2 separate regions of the Mus musculus genome follow, and region 2 is linked to region 1. Evidence: chromatin loops called from intact Hi-C (ENCODE). Cell type or tissue: left cerebral cortex. All regions are shown on one strand. Each heading gives the region's core, and the rest is flanking DNA. Links, peaks and the distances in the headings are about the cores only. Region 1 holds the start of Gm30827 (a long non-coding RNA gene). Region 2 overlaps Gm30575 (a long non-coding RNA gene).

Evidence for each region. Peaks named below come from ENCODE experiments on the same cell type or tissue, not always from the same donor. Only the 100,000 strongest peaks of a DNase experiment are listed, where the experiment ranks them.
Region 2: it touches region 1 in a loop (4-fold over the local background); 5 of 42 quality-filtered maps call a loop at or near these places.

What each region holds. Positions count from the first base shown.
Region 1 is chr3:148,998,416-149,003,794 of GRCm38, forward strand. It overlaps Gm30827 (a long non-coding RNA gene), which reads left to right and starts at 465. Exons shown (of 3, transcript XR_867747.2): 1 at 465-2,720. In left cerebral cortex, for the core only: a CTCF peak has its summit at 2,558 (motif pointing left); no DNase peak of the experiment used is centred there.
Region 2 is chr3:149,082,984-149,088,362 of GRCm38, forward strand. It overlaps Gm30575 (a long non-coding RNA gene), which reads left to right. Exons shown (of 3, transcript XR_003954583.1): 1 at 1-2,570. Among named protein-coding and RNA genes, the nearest start is that of Gm30575, 7.3 kb to the left of the region's middle. In left cerebral cortex, for the core only: no CTCF peak of the experiment used is centred there; DNase peaks (open chromatin) are centred at 792, 3,074, 3,238 and 3,749.

The DNA.
Region 1 (5,379 bases), core at 154-5,153:
TAAACAGATAGGCCTGGAGGAGAGGTGGGAACAGACACCAGCCAGCAGATCGAACAGCACACATTGGACGCAAGCAGTCCCAGACCGTGCTCAACACACGTGCTCTTCCAAGAGTCACACGGTCCACGATGTCTTCATAGATTCTTCACACAATTTTTCTCAACTAAATCTTGTTATTTTTTCCTCTGAAGATGTAGTGTTTTTTTTTCTTCACAAATAATGCAAACAATAATTCCACAAATTTGGCAAAGTTACAAAAATGTTTAACAGCTTCTTCTCGGTTTTAATTTTAAGCATGCAAGGAAGTCGGGTTTTGTTCAAGACTCTCCTGAGGCAAACATATTTGTTCTTTTTGCCAGCTAGGTCCCTGCTTTGGGAGACTCCGCCAAGCTTGACTGTGGTTTTATTTGTTTGTTTACTTTTGTAGGGCAGTCTTCTCTCTGTTATCCTGGTTTGAGGTGAGTTCGTTTCGTTTTCATTTCTCTTTTGGAGCACAAGCCTCAGGATACAGACTCTTGGTTTCCAATCGTCAGAGAGGTCTTAACGTCACACATAGATTGCGTGGAATGATTGTGGTATTTGGTAAACTTGCACCGTCTCTCACTTATGGAAAGCCCACCAGTAACACTTGACACTTCACACACGTTGTATGCTATGCTCACAGACTGAGAGGGATTCAGAAGGCATTAAGTAGATATAATTGTAAAAAGCCCTTGACCTAGCAAAGTAGGACTATAACATCTAGGTGTGACAATAGTCTTTAAAGAAGTCTTTACTTTTAAAGCATACGTTTTTTAATTATGAAGAAGAGTGAGGAGGAAAGAAATCCCCCCCCCCCGACGTCCTTCCCTGCCCTCACTGCCCTTTTGTTCACATCCGGCAATGGAGCCTGCAGCCTTCTGAGTGTGGAGTGGGGGCCAGCACTTTCCCACTGAGCCATATTCCCAGCCTGCGCACATTTTGTAGAATTGACTCTAAACTCTACATGACGTAGGAAGTCGTAGGATTACCTACCACTCAGAGGAGCAGGATGTGCACCAACGGCTGAGGTCATTTGGAAACATGTCACCTGTTCCCAGAGAACCGTGGCTTCCGCAGTATTCAGCAGCTGCCGTTACTGCTTATGTAGTAAATGGGAATCAGTATGCAGTCAAGGTGGACTTACTACTATACCGCTCGGGTCAGCATCAAGGTTATATGGTCCATCCATATATGACAGACAGCACTTTAGCTGACATTGGCAATTAGAAGTAAAACGACCCAGAAATCTTCCAAGAATATATTTATTACCATATAAGCATACACACCATTGTTACTTATTAACAAATGGAATAAATTTACTTAAATAGCTTGTTTTGCTCAGTCCACTGAAGTATTTTTGTAAGCTATTTGTAAATTTCACAGATTGGTGATTGCAATCAAAATTTGAGTGATTTCCAAAAATTAACTTAATAAAAATGTTGTATTTGCATGCCTATGTTCTTTTTAGTACAGAACACTTTTTAGTAACATCACAAATAAGGGCAATTTGTTGAAGGGGTTTCTAGTGTTTGCTTTAAATGATTTTATTGTTTATATGCATATATGTACATGTGTGTGCATGCACACGTGCATGTATTCATTGGCATTTATACCAAGTTCAGCAAAGTTGAAATGGTGGTGACTTTGCCATTTCAAAAAGAACAGCCTCTCTCCTTGGACCCTCCTGTCCCAGTGACCTTCATGACACAGGAGACCCTCAGATATTGTACTCACCGGGACTTTTCACTGTCTCTGTTTCAAACCTCAGCACTCAGGATTTGTTTAAAGGCAAAACATTTTGGACACATTATGCATTATGGTAAAACGCATCATACTTCCATCTTGGCTCACTATGAATTACTAATTTGTCAAGGTCAGAAACCTTACATCCAGGAACCGGAAATGCAAAAATACATTTTTTAACATTTTTGGTGATTTCTTTTTTTCGGCTTGCCAAATGACCATAATTTTACAATTTGTATTAATGTTATCTTAAAGAGCAAATTAATTAATGGAAATTTCCAGAGAAGTAGACATTATGCCGTCACTTTGCATGCTGGCTTTGTTTCACTTCTTGCTTTTACAGTCTGGCCTTTTCATGAAATTCTCTGGGAATACTAGTTCATAGTGTCAAGGGACCTGTACTGACTCTCCCTGTATCTGTCTTGGATGATTTGGGAGTGCTGGGTCTTTAAGAGTCATTGTAGTGGCCATCTTTAACATTGCCTGCTACACATTTCTGCTGTATTGGTTTAATTTGTTAACTCACCACAAGAGTTCCTTAGACTGAGATTTGGGGGCTGGAGATGTAGCTCAAAGGTGGAGCAGCGACCTGCCACGTATCAGGTCCTAGTTTTGGGCAGGGGACAATTAAGGGGACATGTATTACCAGCTTCTGGGGCTTGAGGCGAGGGTACCAGACAGCATGGTGTATTCTTAGTCTCACAGGAACCTTGAGTACGGGGTTTTCTCAGTAAACTAATGTGCAGGCACCAACTTACAGCATTCTCCATGAATCCTATTGCCTCCTGCAGGCCTAGTGAAGAATGTCCTGCCAAAGAGTCACCCAGTTTCTACCAAGTGTCTCATGTTCTCTCAGAATGGCATTAGAGGGAACAGAAGTGCATCTTGACCCGTGTCTGTATTCTGTGGAAAATGAGAAGTCAGAGCACCAGGACCGTACGGGAGCTAGGGAGAAGGTAAGAGCCTTACACTGCAGGCATGAGAGCCTGCGTGGATCTCACAGAATGTATGGAACTGCTAGCGTAACACTACGTGTTTGTGATCCCAGTGACGGAGCGGCAGAGACAGGAGGATCCCTGCTTAGCTTTGCTAGCCGGCCGTTCCAGCCAAACTGGCAAGCTCCACGTTCACAGGGGCAGGGTCTCCAACAGTGATGTGGAGAACAGGAAAGAGCACTGACCTTGACCTTTGGCCTCTATCCACATGTGAACTTGCATCCACACACACAGATGTGCACATACATATGAATACACACACACACACACACACACACAAGCACACAAAGACTTTACTTTTGACCCACTTTCCTTCCGTGCATTTCCTTTTCTTCCAGGAACCCACAAGCCTCTTATCTATTTGCTTCAGTGGACACTGCTTTCTGTTCTGAGCAAGCATGTGATTCCCAGGTCCCTGTATAAGACGTGCACACGTGTACTAAGCAGCGGTGAATCTGCTGTCCCGGGTTCAGAGGGTTCACGTGACATTAGCACATTGGGTCCTCCCAGTTCACACTGTGAAGTGTTGTGTTTCCCGGTTGACTGAAGCCCTCAGGCCTCAGTTTTCTCCTCTCCCGCTGGCTGCTACCCCACCCCCACCCTTTGCGGGCTTCCCTAACCCTTTGTTTGCATCCTGACTTGTTTGCTTCCCTTCTGTGTTTATCAGAAGCAAATGCTATTTTTCATTATTGTTGCACCGTGCCATACCCTGTAATTATGTTTCACCGAGGAAGGACACATGAAAGAAATCAGACACTTCCCACCAACAGACAGAAGCAAACAACCTTCTGAGGGCTCTTACCTACTGCAGAGTTTAGTAGCCATAGCTCATCCAATGAGTAAGACTCATGGCAGAGACAGCTAAACACAAATGTTTTAAGACAAACAAGCTAGGCTTGTGCTTTAAACCACAGTAATTGATAGCCCCACACAGACTAAGATTCTATTTCTCAAAGGAGAGCATTTACTTAGAATCTGGACAATCTACAGAACCTGAGCTAAGAATCATTTTCAATACCCCAGTTAGGCATGTTTCCTCTTGACATCACTGATGTTTGGTTGTTTGTTTGGGTTTTTGGGTGTGTGTATGTGTGTGTGTGTGTGTGTTTGATTGCTTTCTGTTTTTGAAACTGCACTTCTCCATGTGGCCCTGGCTGTCCAGGAACTCACTCTGTAGACCAGGCTGGCCTTGAACTCAGAGACCCACCTGCCTCTGCCTCCTGAGTGCTGGGATTGAAGATGTGTGCCACCACGGCCGGCTGATGGTACTCTTAGTTTACTCTATAGTAAGTATCTCTCCACGAGATTTCTAGTATGATTGCAGGTTCAGACAGATGCTCATGGAATGTTGCTGCATCAGGTTATAAGCTGGAAACTTTGATCAACATGAATTTCTGTACAACATGAGAATTATTTACATGAAATATGCTCATTTTATATATATGTAAATTTGGTGATCCTGGGTATTAAGCCGTGGATCTCACATTTAACGTGGCCTCTCCTCCACTGGGTCAAATCACACAATGCTGACTCACAAAATACCTTTTATAACATGTTAAAATATGGGATAATATGTAATTTCTTAAAAAATTAGATTCTGCTGTACTGTTGGACTACTTTTCTCTTCAGAAAGTTCCATCAACTTTTAATAACTGGTACTTCCCTTACTTTTGTTTTGGAGCACAGGTTAAAGAATTACCCCGCAACTTCATTATTAAAACTTTATTAGAACAATTATCCTGTTAATTGATGGGCAGATTCCATTAAATGGAAATCATTACAAATACTGTCCTGTTTGGAAACCGATATTGGCTTCTATGATTATGTTGGCCTAGTCTAAAGTAAATTGACTAAGAGTGATGGCTCCCTCAACTAATCCCAGGACTCAGCACGCTGAGACTGGATAAAGGAGTGTTCAAGACCAGCCTGGTCTACAGTGTTAGTTCAAGGCAAGCCTTGATAGACTGGGGCAACAAACAGCTCTAAGTGCAAAATGCTTGCTGAGCAAGTATATGCAGACTTCAGACTCCTCCAACCCTGATCAAACTAGCTAGGCACAGCAGAGCCAATAGACTCTCCTCATACTTCTGCGGTGGGATGGGAAATGGAGACAAGAAGCTGGAGGGCTAGCCTGATCTATAGAGTGCTGAGAATTGGGAGACAAGAATCAACCAAGGAGGAGTGTGAGAATCAGCAGCCATAATTGTTCTCAGATTCCTATGTGCCTGTCTGTTTGTCTGTCTCAAACTCTCTCTCTCTCTCTCTCTCTCTCTCTCTCTCTCTCTCTCTCTCTCACACACACACACACACACACACACACACACATTTAATGTTTAATTCATCATATCCCTGTCTCAAAAGGAATACTTCTTTCTTTTTATCAGGCAAGGCTCTTAAAAATGACATTAATAAAAATTAAACTTTCATTAATGATAGTACCTATTTTCTAAATTTTTTTCACCCTATTTCCATTAATCTGACAAACTGAAAACTAACCGATAAAAGTCAGTAAGCCGAATGAATGATTAGACCAATTTCTTGGTTCATACAAGAAAAATAGAAGGAGAGAATACTGTTCTCCTCTATGGTCTATGGCTCTCGATAGACGACATATTTTACA
Region 2 (5,379 bases), core at 304-5,303, 85 kb after region 1:
TTGCTTGGCAGTAAGATGAATATAAGCGCTTTCAAAATACATTATTTAATTTGGTTTTAAATATACTTATATATGTAAGGCTGAGGGAAAGTGGCTTGAAAATATGAAAGCCACCTTGCCCCCATCTAAGTAACTCTTGTTAACTGAAAGCCTTAAAAATAAAAGAGTAGACATTATCCAAGTATGTTGGTATGTACAATCAAAATAGTCTTTATTTTTAAATTATTGTTTCTTTTCTCCAGCATAAAGATTCTCATGCACTTACAGGAATTAACTAATTCCTTGTTAAGCCTTATTCAGTCTCTGTGCTGAACAAACTCAACAGAACTGAGCCCAGGGAACGCTCAGAACACCTGAATGGATGCTGGAACTAAGCATAACGACCAGATAAGCCCATGGCAGCCTTAGAACTGACCGGACTTGCTTTCCTTGAGAGCCAGGAAACAGGATTTACCTCTGTCTGTCTCCCATGAGGTTGGTGTGACCCTGCCAAACGGCGACCTCACAGGTTCTGCACCTGGGCCAGTGTGGGTGGACAGGGCTGCAGGGTGTTCACGGAGAGTGCTCAGACTCGCCACAGCTTGTGAACTCTTCAGAGAGCAAACATTTCACAAGAATCTCATGACTGTTGCCCCACTGCCGATCAGAACTTACTTCTTCAGGAGCAGCTTTCTAACAACCAGCTCTCATCTAAGCGCTTCGGAGAGGACTTCTGTCATTTCATCAGCGGTGGCAGAGGCTTCCGGGACGGGCCACCCAATGAGGTTTAGATTAAACAGCTCTCTCCAGGGTAGCCCTCTGAATGCATCGAGCAGCAAAACTGAAGTGAGTCACGTGCTTCCTGACACAGTTTACTGTAAATCTTAAGGAATCTAGCAAGAAAAGTAGGCTCGTCTAAGAAAAGAGAGCAGGGAAAATGTACAGGGAAGAGGAAAATCTAGAAAGAAGAAACCAGGTTGCCAGTTCTGTGATTTTTTAACCGAGAATACTAAAGAAAGCAACACCACCTCAAACAAACAAAGCCATAAGCCCATATAACCTTGTGTGTGTGTGGTGGTGAGGAGTGGCTGCATGCTGACATTTACACTGTGGATGAGGCTTCAAGCAAACAAGACTGGAAACATCGGAAATGGTAGAAGGGATGGCTTCGGTTACCGATAGTGTGGAAGTCAGAAAGAAGTCAGTGAAGCCAGAAAGAAGGAAAATAATTTGCTTCTGTTGTCAAATATGCCCCCTTTTCTTTATCTCTCAGCCCTGTGACTAAGCTGGAGGGAAGGACCCTTGTTAAGGAGGAATGGAAGAAACGAGGAAATTAAGGTTGCAGGCTACTGGGAAGCGGTTTTGTCGGAAGGTTGGGTCTTACCACATTTTAAAGACTTCCAAGGGGATTACCCTCCAGAAAGTTTCATAATCTCAATCTGATATGTGATGGAATATCATCTGTGAGACTAGATCACTCAAACATTCGAATTTAGCCCAGGCTTCACACACAACCAGTTTCCCCCTGCCCTGTTCTGAGCTTTTCCCTCACCCCACCCTGCAGCCATCTCTAAAAGCCTATTCAGCCACCCCAGCCCCCATGACATGCATGGGGGTGGCATGTGGCAGGAGGACAAACAAGGTGGGATGGAGTTGACCTTTGTCCCACTGGCCAAATGTCACCACTCCTTGTTTTCTATCCTTTCCTTTCTATCTCAAGATGAGTTGAGACAAGCTGTTTTGAAAAATTACAGTCTCACAGAAGATCTTCTCCATTTACACACAGACTAGTGGATTGATTGGAGTTTCTCTCCATAGATACATGTCTTCTCCAAAGCCCCGGAAGTTCTGGAGAAGACAACAGTGTGTTCTATTATTTCTGAAATCTGGAAGTACTTGACATTAACTGGTGCTTAACAAATCTATGTTGACTAAAAGAACAGTGCTCAGAAACAATCGTTTAGAAAAGCATTCTTTTAGATGGTCGCTTAACATAGCTCCAGGTCAGCAGCAGGGAAAAGAGTTGTGAAATAAACCCGGAGGAGCCTGGGCAGGCAAAAGTGCAAACTATGCAAAGCAACTCACTGCGAGAGGAAGACAGAGGTTACAATGTAACTGAGGCCAGGAGCTCACTCAGACCACTGTGCTAAAGCTATACTGGCAAGCGGAAGCTGTGGCTGTTAGCAGGAGTAACAGACTTTCTTTTGGGAGTGGGGGATCCCAGGAATGTTCTTCACCCTTCCCTGAGAAAAATAGACATTCATTCCGACTTGCAAGATTTACATCTCAGGCAAACGACATCCCAGGTTAAGAAACTTCAAGATGACGCCTTTGAATGGTGACCTCCAAAGTGCCAAAGAGGCCATTCAAGGAGAGGTTTCTGTTCAGGTTGGGAACAATAGTCTCTAACCAGCACACTTAGAAATTCCATCCATTCCACTGGGCTGAATTGAAAGAAAGCTAGCTGCACCGGGTGCCACCCCCTCTCTATGAAGGTTACAGGAGATTCAACAACACCCTACAGAACAGAAGAATCACACAGCTGGCTTCTGGTCCTACCCTCAGCTCTCACAGCTAGAGAGAGGCACAGAGTAGGTTCACGACACACCTTAAAGAAAGGATGGGGCTTGTGCTTTGAAACTTCAACCACTTGCAAAACTACATTCAAAGAGACAGTGCTGTTAATAACAATAATCTGCTTCTTCAAAATGCTTGATCCTCACATCTCAAATGTGAGCCCTTGTCATGCCCTGAGCCCCGGAGGTGGGAGCGGTTCGTGCTTGTGAGGGACTGTTCTTCCTTTCAGGGTTTTGTTTTGTTTTGTTTTAATTTTCTTCTGTATTTGTGTACAGTGTGTGTGCCCATGCCCACTCAGGTCAAGGGGAAGAGCAGGGATCGGCTCTCACACACTGAGCCCAGAGCTCTGTGTTTCTGGATAGCCTGGGAACCAGCCAGCCTCAGCAATCCTCCTGCCTCTGCTTCTCTCACATCTCCATCGCTGCACTCCCCCAAGCCCAAGTGCTTCGTTCCAGGCACATGCTTTCTCTCACCCTTGTGTGGGTGCTGCCTGTCTGAATTCAGCTCCAAGGCTCTGCCTGGCTTGTGTTTGCTTGTTTGTTTTGTTTGAGAGTCTCACTATGTAGCCCTGGCTGACCTAGATCTCAGTCTGTAGACCAGGCTGGCCTCGAACGCAGAGACTCTTGCCTCCCTCTGCCTCCTGAGTGCTAGGATTAAATACCCATGGTATCTTACTAAGCATGAGGCAGGCTTCTTATGTGGGTTCTGGAGTCACCAACTTGCCTACTTACGCAGTCAGACCTCTTCCCCACTGAGCATTCTTCCTGTTCCTTTATGTCTTTTCTCTTCCCCTGGCAACAGCTTCCTCTAATAGTTTCCTTATTGCAATGGCAGAAAGAAATGTGTGTGTGTATATATATATATATGTGTGTGTGTGTGTGTGTGTGTGTGTGTGTGTGTGTATATGTGTGTGTGTGTGTGTGTGTGTGTGTGTGTGTGTATGTATGTGTGTGTGTGTGTGTGTGTATATATATTCTTACTGAGCCAACCAGAATCTGAACTGTTGCTTTTTAAAACGCTTTTGTAGCCAAACAGATGTATTTCTAAATTTTGCTTGCGTTTATTCACTGGCTTCTAGGCTATATTTAGGATCCATTGCTCATTCTCTTATCATTTTCGATTTCATTGCCTTTGTTTTACATTTGAGGAATCAGAGGTCAAATGTAATCCAGACTGTTCTGTTAAAAAAAAAAAACACGCTAAAATCAGATAGAAACTGTATGATTAGCAGTATGAATCATCTGTTTTCTAAAAGCAGGAATGTAAACAAGTACTCTGTGGAGCCCCACCTGCCTGGCTGCTGTTGTGGGGGCTGTGTGTATCTGGAGGAAAACAATCCCTCCTTCTCAAGGCTCAACTAAAATTAGGCTCCACCTGCAAGATGTTAAGGAAACGTACACAGCTGCATTCCGGAAACAAGTTACTCAGATTGCTTTTGGAACGCTCTGTGTCAATGCAAACTTGTTAGCTCTTTGCCTAATTCCCAAAGTGTAGTATTAATTTTAATGGTGATTATTAGCACAATAACCGACTGATAAGTAATCTTAAAATAGATCCAATATTATCAGATTTGAAATATACTGTGATTTTTTTTAATCCAAACATCCTGCCTAGTTTAACCAGTCACTTGCCAATGATGCTCTCCTGCCTCTCTCTCTCTCTCTCTCTCTCTCTCTCTCTCTCTCTCTCTCTCTCTCGTGTTCTCTCTGTCTCTCGTGTTCTCTCTGTCTCTCGTGTTCTCTGTCTCTCGTGTTCTCTCTGTCTCTCGTGTTCTCTCTCTCTCTCTCTCTCTCTCTCTCTCTCTCTCTCTCTCTCTCTCTCTCTCTCTCTCTCTCTCGTTCTCTCTCTCTGCATTTACACACTCATCCAGGGTCAGGGGTCCGTGGGAAGTCACTGGAACAAGGCCCAGACAGCTCTGCCTTTCCTGGGCTCCTTGAAGGGACAAGCGGGCAGCTCGTGTTCCCCTTGCCCTTGTGCCTTTCTGTGGGTTCCGGAGCTTTCCTTCAAACCCAAGATTCAGATAGAAACCAAATCCCATCAGGCTTGGGGCCAGCTTTTTCTGTAGATTTCAGATAAGGAGGCAGCCTGTGAATTCTTGCCAGAGAAGGCGAGTTCACTGTTCTATGGAGGACAAGCCATCCCAGTTCTACTCCGGAGGTCAAAATGTCCATCCTTGCCCCCGCCCTCCTAGACTGCACTTCAGCACTTGCCCCCTTCACAGGGAACGGTAAGAGTTTAATTATTTACTAAAATTTGTGTGTCAGAAAATTCAAGCAGTTGAGCTGTGGAGAAAGCTCAGTGGATAAGGTGCTGGCGCAGGAGAGGAACCACATTAGAAATCGGGGAAGGGGGTGAGGGCACACAATCCCGGGTCCAGGAAGGTGGAGACAACTAGAACCAGAGGCTCAGCTTACTTTTCCAGTTCCAGGCTGGACCCTGTCCCAATAAACAAAGTGGAGGGGCACCTAGGGAGTCGTCCTCTGGCGCGTGAAACCCCACAACCACCGCCACCACGATGAACCTCGCGCATACACACATGCGTGCACACACACACACACACACACACACATACACACACACTCAAAATAGACTTTAAATTTCAAGAAGGGTGTAACTAGAGGAAGGAGAATCACCAATTCGTATAAATCCAGTCTCACAAAACCACCCACAAAACCTTCTTTATCATTTTCTTTATTGCCTCCACTTTCCTCTTGAAGGGAGCAGGAGGACACATTGGCGGTGCTTCGGTTTGATCTGTTCCCATTGTCCCCGGTGTCGTTGTATAGAGTCTTAGCGTGCTTTTTAAAAATTAATTAATTAATT